Linked DNA regions of Homo sapiens: region 1 is linked to region 2. A link is a contact called in ENCODE POLR2A ChIA-PET data. All regions are on one chromosome and are shown on one strand. The core of a region is the stretch at or near the end of the contact, and the rest is flanking DNA. Distances in the headings are between cores, read along the strand shown.

Region 1 (3,122 bases), core at 475-2,974, 120 kb before region 2:
CTTTGAGGTACCACATGATCAAAGGCATCATTCCCATTCTTTCTCCTCCCACTTCCCATTCCAGTCCTTGCTGAGGCCTCTGTGAGGGGCCTTGAAGACCAAAATCTGTGGCACATTGGCAGAGAAGGAGCTATGCTCAAGTGCCTGAGTGAAGGGCAGCCCCCTCCCTCATACAACTGGACACGGTAAGGGCCCGAGCCTGAGGAAGGCCTAACTTGAGACTAGGTTCCTCCCCTCTCAGGGCCAGGATATACCACTATGGAATGGGACAACATATTCTGAGCCCCCAAATAAATTGGGGTATGTGTTCAGATCTCTTGTATTATTATACTCATCATACAAGAATATGTATGGTCACCAAATATTATTGGCTTGCCCAGGGAATCTAAGATACATGGTCATTAGTAGGGAATAAATGGATAAGCCCTTAAATTTTTTGTCTTTTATTTTATTTATTTTAGTTTTGAGACGGAGTCTTGCTCTGTCGCCAGGCTGGAGTGCAGTGGCATGATCTCGGCTCACTGAAACCTCCGCCTCCTGGGTTCAAGCAGTTCTCCTGCCTCAGCCTCCTGAGTAGCTGGGATTACAGGTGCGCGCCACCAACCCCAGCTAATTTTTGTATTTTTAGTAGAGATGGGGTTTTACCATGTTGGCCAGGCTGGTCTCGATCTCTAGACCTTGTGATCTGCCCACGTTGGCCTTCCAAAGTACTGTGATTACAGGCGTGAGCCACCACGCCCAGCCCTTGTCTTTTATTTTTATTTTTTTGAGATGGAGTTTCACTCTGTTGCCCAGGCTGGAGTGCAGTGGTGCGATCTTGGCTCACTGCAACCTCTGCCTGCCAGGTTCAAGAGATTCTCCTGCCTCAGCCTCCCAAGTAGCTGGGATTACAGGTGTGTGCCAGCATGCCCAGCTAGTTTTTTGTATTTTTAGTAGAGATGGGCTTTCACCATGTTGACCACGCTGGTCTCGAACTGCTGACCTCGGGTGATCCGCCAGCCTCGGCCTCCCAAAGTGCTGGAATTATAGGCGTGAGCCACCATGCCCGGCCTTGTCTAACTTTTAAATTGTGAAATATAACACAATATTTCGATATTAATATTTTATATATTTATGTGAGTGCATAAAATGGACAAGACAGCTGTGTCTTTTTCTAATTGTTGTTAAGCCAACACTCCTATAACCACCACAATATTGCTAGCACCTCAAAAACACCCACTACCTCCAGTTCCCTCAAGGCATCCTTGGCCTTTTTCCAAGATCTGAAATATCTAGAGAGTCAGGGAGAGGTTGGGTACACATGTGTGTGAGCACATCATGGGCATGTTCTCACATGTGAGCATATGAGCGATGCATGTGGCCTTGTGCCTGGGGCTATGTTTGTGTATCCTGCCATGCAACATCACGGGTGTTGGAGCAGGCAGTCACATTTTCCAATTACCTCTACACCCAGCTAGGAGTGGAGTGTCCTGTTGTGTGGACTTTATAACATGTGTACCTGGTACCCAGTGTTGGATGACGTGATGCCTGTGGAAGCATGTGGGATGGCACACGTGTGGATCTTCCCCGGGTGTGTGTGGGGGGTGCCCAGGTCAGGCTGGGCAGCAGGGAGAAAGGACCTCTGCCTAGACCTGCCTGGTGGAGGGAGGGGCACCGTGGGAACAGCCTGCGGCTCTGGGTGACGTCATGGGGGTGGAGGGTGGAGAGCTGTCTGGACACGTTGGGTGGTGGTGGCTTCAGCCCTTCCCGGCTGGCACCCTTCAGCTTCCCTGTCTTCCAGGCTGGATGGGCCTCTGCCCAGTGGGGTACGAGTGGATGGGGACACTTTGGGCTTTCCCCCACTGACCACTGAGCACAGCGGCATCTACGTCTGCCATGTCAGCAATGAGTTCTCCTCAAGGGATTCTCAGGTCACTGTGGATGTTCTTGGTAAGCACTGGAGCAGAAGTCCTTGGTAAGGACCTGGGCCAAGGGCTTGGTGGGGGCAGCAGGAAGCAAGACAGAGACAGTGAATTGGGAAAGTGTTTATTCAGAGGGGGCTGGGCTGTGTGTCTTGCAGAGAATCAAACTGAGGTGTGGTTTTAGATGTTTTGCGGGGGAGCTGTGAGGTCTGGGGTGGGTTGTGGCTGCAGGCTTCCACCTCAGACAGTGGCCTGTCTCCAGCAGACCCCCAGGAAGACTCTGGGAAGCAGGTGGACCTAGTGTCAGCCTCGGTGGTGGTGGTGGGTGTGATCGCCGCACTCTTGTTCTGCCTTCTGGTGGTGGTGGTGGTGCTCATGTCCCGATACCATCGGCGCAAGGCCCAGCAGATGACCCAGAAATAGTGAGTACTGGGCACTCCTGGGTGGGTAGAACTAAGCTGAGAACAAAGAAGAGGATAGCAGGAGGTGGGCCAGGACCGAGGAGACTGGGTAGGCTGAAAACTGAGGAGTTTCAGACTAGAGGTGGGCAGGGTGTTTCTAGGGCTGAGGAGGAGCTAAGGGTCTGGAGCACAGATGGAGCACTCAATCCTTCCACCTTAGTGAGGCTCAGATCCATGTGCCTGGATGTTGCCAAGTATGCACACGCACACAGCACACACATGCTCTTCAGCCTCACTGCCACCTGCAGCCACACACTCACACTTGCAGGGCCAGCACGGCACCCACACCCTCCGGGCCTGTCTCACTAGGCTCAGCCAGGATAGGCTCACCTTGGGAGGCTGCCACTACCCTCAGCTCCTGACAAGGGTGTGTCTTTCCCAGTGAGGAGGAGCTGACCCTGACCAGGGAGAACTCCATCCGGAGGCTGCATTCCCATCACACGGACCCCAGGAGCCAGGTGTGTGCCAAGGTTGGGTGTATGCATGCAGGGGTGTGGTCGCATTGGGGTCTGCTTGTGCCTGGGCCCCTCTGCAGACCAGGAGCACAGCTCTCTGCTGGGTCAGCCACTGACTCACAGCTGGGGTTGGCCGGGGTAGAGTTGAGAGGGTGTAGCTGCTTTGGGTCTGCTAGGGCTGCTCCAGAAGGCCCCCTTCAGCATTGGCCTAGGGCCTTTTCTGGGAAGCCACCATCAGTTCTGCTTCCAGGGTGGGTTTGTGGTCGCAGTGGGGAAATGAGGATGTTTGTTTCCAGGAGAGAATG
Region 2 (3,297 bases), core at 65-2,564:
GAGGCTGAGACAGGAGAATCACTTGAACCTGGGAGGCGGGGGTTGCAGTAAGCTGAGACCATGCCATTGCACTCCAACCTGGGTGACAGAGTGAGGCTCTGTGTCAAAAAACAAAACAAAATAAAAAAAACCCATACGCATTTATTTAAAGGTAAAAGCCCATGATGTATGTACCTTACCTTCAAATGGTTCAGAAAAAAATTTTGTGTGTGTGGGTGTATTTTATATACATATATCTATATATATATAGAGAGAGAGAGAGAGAACACGAAAGATAAAGCAAATGGGGTGAAATATTAACAATAGTTGAATCTAGGTAAAGGGCATATATGTGGCTTTATATTATTGTTATTTTTGCAACATTTAATAAATTTCAAATTGTTTCTAAACAGAGTTAATAAAACAATAAAATTACAGCAGGATACATGCAATAATTAGTGTTTGGACAGTGTATAGTGGGACAAAGGAAGGATCCATCAGCTTTGTCTGGTGATGGGGGTGTCAGGGAAGGCCTCATAGAGAAATTGGAGGAAAGATTGGAAGGATGATGTCTTCTTTTCCCATTTATTTATTATTATTATTATTATTATTATTTTGAGGTGAAGTCTTGCTCTGTTGCCCAGGCTGGAGTGCAGTGGAGCAGTCTTGGCTCACTGCAACCTCCACCTCCTGGGTTCAAGCAGTTCTCCTGTCTCAGCCTCCAGAGTAGCTGGGATTACGGGTGCACGCCACTGCACCCAGCTAAATTTTTGTATTTTTAGTAGAGACAGGGTTGCACCATGTTGGCTGGTCTTGAACTCCTGACCTCAGGTAATCCGCCCACCTCGGCCTCCCAAAGCGCTATGATTATAGGTGTGAGCCACTGTGCCTGGCCAATTATTATTCTTAATTAATTAATTTATTTTTCATGAGGTGTCACCTCAGTCTAAAAGGATGATTTCTTGACAGAGTTGTGTCTAGGGGGCCAGGGCATCTGGGGGAGGTGGGAGAGGGAGAACGCAGGGGAGGATTGTGACCTATCCACGAATCTGATTAGATACTGCTACATTGTATGGCCTGCCTTGGCAAAGCAGGATGCCCCTCCTCAGATGGCGACAGTCACCTGTGTGGCCAGGAACACAGCTCCCTGCTCCTCCAGCCAGTCGCACGTCCTTTCTCATTTCCACGGTCCCAGGCTCAGGTACCCTCAGAGGGAAGGGCTTCAGAGGGAGGGGCTAGCAGCCTAGGCTGCTCAGGGTTGGGCTGGGCAGGGCTCAGGTGGTTTGGCTCTCCACAGCTCTCCACATAAAGGGACCAGCACTTCACCCTTCATCAGGATCCTCTGCAGGGGAGCTCCGAGTGTCCACAGGAAGGGAACTATCAGCTCCTGGCATCTGTAAGGATGCTGTCCATGCTGGTGAGAAAAATGTTTTTGATCCATGTGTGTGGGAGCAATGATGCCAGCTCAGGTCTCAGTTTTAGAGATTTAGAGTTTCAGGGAAATGAGCCCATGGCCCCTTGGGTATTTGTAGTGTTGGACAGCCGTGGGGCATATTCCAGGAGGTTTTAGAATGCTCATGAGCCCATCACTTTCCATTTGAGGATTCCTGACTCAGAAAGGTTAGGAAGTAAGAACGAGAGGATGACAAAGGAAGGGCCAGCCAGTGACCTTGTGCATCTTGTTTTTCCTTAGAGGACAATGACCAGACTCTGCTTCCTGTTATTCTTCTCTGTGGCCACCAGTGGGTGCAGTGCAGGTAAATGGCTTCTGAGAGTAGGAGCTGCAGTTTCCTGGGCTCCCCTCTGCTGTGCAGGGCCTGGAGGGAGTAGAGCTGGGCAGGGCTCTGAAGTCAAGGGTCAAAGGGGAAGTTCTGGAGAGGCAGGGAACCCAGGCTAGGCAGCCAACTTGAGGTGTGGACTGGGTGCTGATTTCTGGCCTCTCCTGGGGTCTGGTCTGAAGCAGTCAGGGTGTTAGCTCAGGTATTTCCTAGGGCTTGATTCTCTGCTTCTGTGGCTGTGAGGGGTTCATGGGGTGAGAGAGTAAGAACTGTGTCCCTGCTCAGCTGCTCTTGTGGCCTTGGCCTTGGGATCTCCAGAGGCAGCTGGGTGATCAGTGCTGTGTCCAGGGTACACCCTCCTCTAGTCGCAGAGGAGGATATTGTGAGAATAGAATCCTCACAATTCTATTCTTCCAGTAGGCACAATAGTGATATTTTTTCATTGATACTGGGTTTATTGTTTATTTCAATCCATCAGTTAAAAAAAGCACATTTACATATGTCATCTCATTTGATCTCCATGCGTATAAAGAAGTTATTAATGACATCTTAAAGATGAAGAAAAAGGATCAGAGATGTTAAGTGTCTGCTCAAGGAGGCACTGTCATCAGGGTTTGTCTGGATTTTACCTTGAGTCCTGTAATTTTTTTTTTTTTAGACGGAGTCTTGCTCTGTTGCCCAGGTTGGAGTGCGGTGGCGTGATGTCGGCTCACTGCAACCTCCGTCTCCTGGGTTAAAGAGCTTCTCCTGCCTCAGCCTCCCCAGTAGCTGGGATTACAGGTGTGCACCACCACACCCCAGCTAATTTTTGTATTTTTAGTAGAGATGGGGTTTCACCATATTGACCAGGCTGTTCTTGAACTCCTGATCTTGTGATCCACCCTCCTCGGCCTCCGAAAGTGCTGGGATTACCGGCATGAGCCACTGTGCCTGGCCTGAGTCCTGTAATTTTACACTTTTTCCCGCTCTGCCAGGCTTTTGGAATGATTTCTAGGCTTTTAGACTTATATACATGGCCCTTCATCCACTGGCCTCTGTTAATTTTTCAGCTTTGGTTTCCAGACTTCTTTGTATTACAACATATGTTCCAGCCACAATAAGCGACTGACCTGTAGTTTTTGGCAGGCTGGGCTGGGCTGGGCTCTGTTATTGCTTCAGGCCATCTCATGTGCTTTCTTCTCTTCCTGGGGTGTACTCTCCCCTTTCCTTCCTGTCCTGTAGCCAGCTCCCATTCTCCCATCAAAATCAGCCTGCTCTGAGTTACAGCTGGTCCCTTCCCCAGCAGTTCCCAGGCCTCACCCCCGTTAGTGGGTTTGCCCTCCCATCTCAGTTGGGTCCCTTTCCATGTGCTCCTTCCTTGTAGAATGTAGTCTCTTGAAGAAATGTGTCAAATTGTCTTTGTCCGGTGTCTAGGTAGTTCACACAGTAGGTATTTAATTAAAATTAGTCGAGTGGAAGATTCCAGGTGTTTAACCTATACCAGCTGTTGGATCAGACCGTCTTAGCATAGGGAATCCCTGACCTCCTGGGACTTCAGAGC

Evidence for each region. ChIA-PET counts read pairs that join two places held with the same protein, here RNA polymerase II (POLR2A).
Region 1: POLR2A ChIA-PET joins it to region 2 with 23 read pairs in MCF 10A. The contact joins the enhancer-like site here to the promoter of ITLN2 in region 2. POLR2A ChIA-PET finds 5 or more read pairs at or near these places in 2 of 52 experiments (MCF 10A and OCI-LY7).

What each region holds. Positions count from the first base shown.
Region 1 is chr1:161,073,418-161,076,539 of GRCh38, reverse strand. NECTIN4 (nectin cell adhesion molecule 4) reads left to right here. Exons shown (of 9, transcript NM_030916.3): 4 at 65-185; 5 at 1,781-1,929; 6 at 2,167-2,323; 7 at 2,745-2,820. Among named protein-coding and RNA genes, the nearest start is that of ARHGAP30, 5.1 kb to the right of the region's middle. RefSeq lists an enhancer at 1,111-1,787. Within about 2 kb of position 1,724, at least 2 of the 41 ENCODE cell types and tissues checked have a DNase peak (open chromatin) inside an H3K27ac peak, as active enhancers do.
Region 2 is chr1:160,952,826-160,956,122 of GRCh38, reverse strand. ITLN2 (intelectin 2) reads left to right here and starts at 1,314. Exons shown (of 8, transcript NM_080878.3): 1 at 1,314-1,396; 2 at 1,673-1,736. The coding sequence starts at 1,382.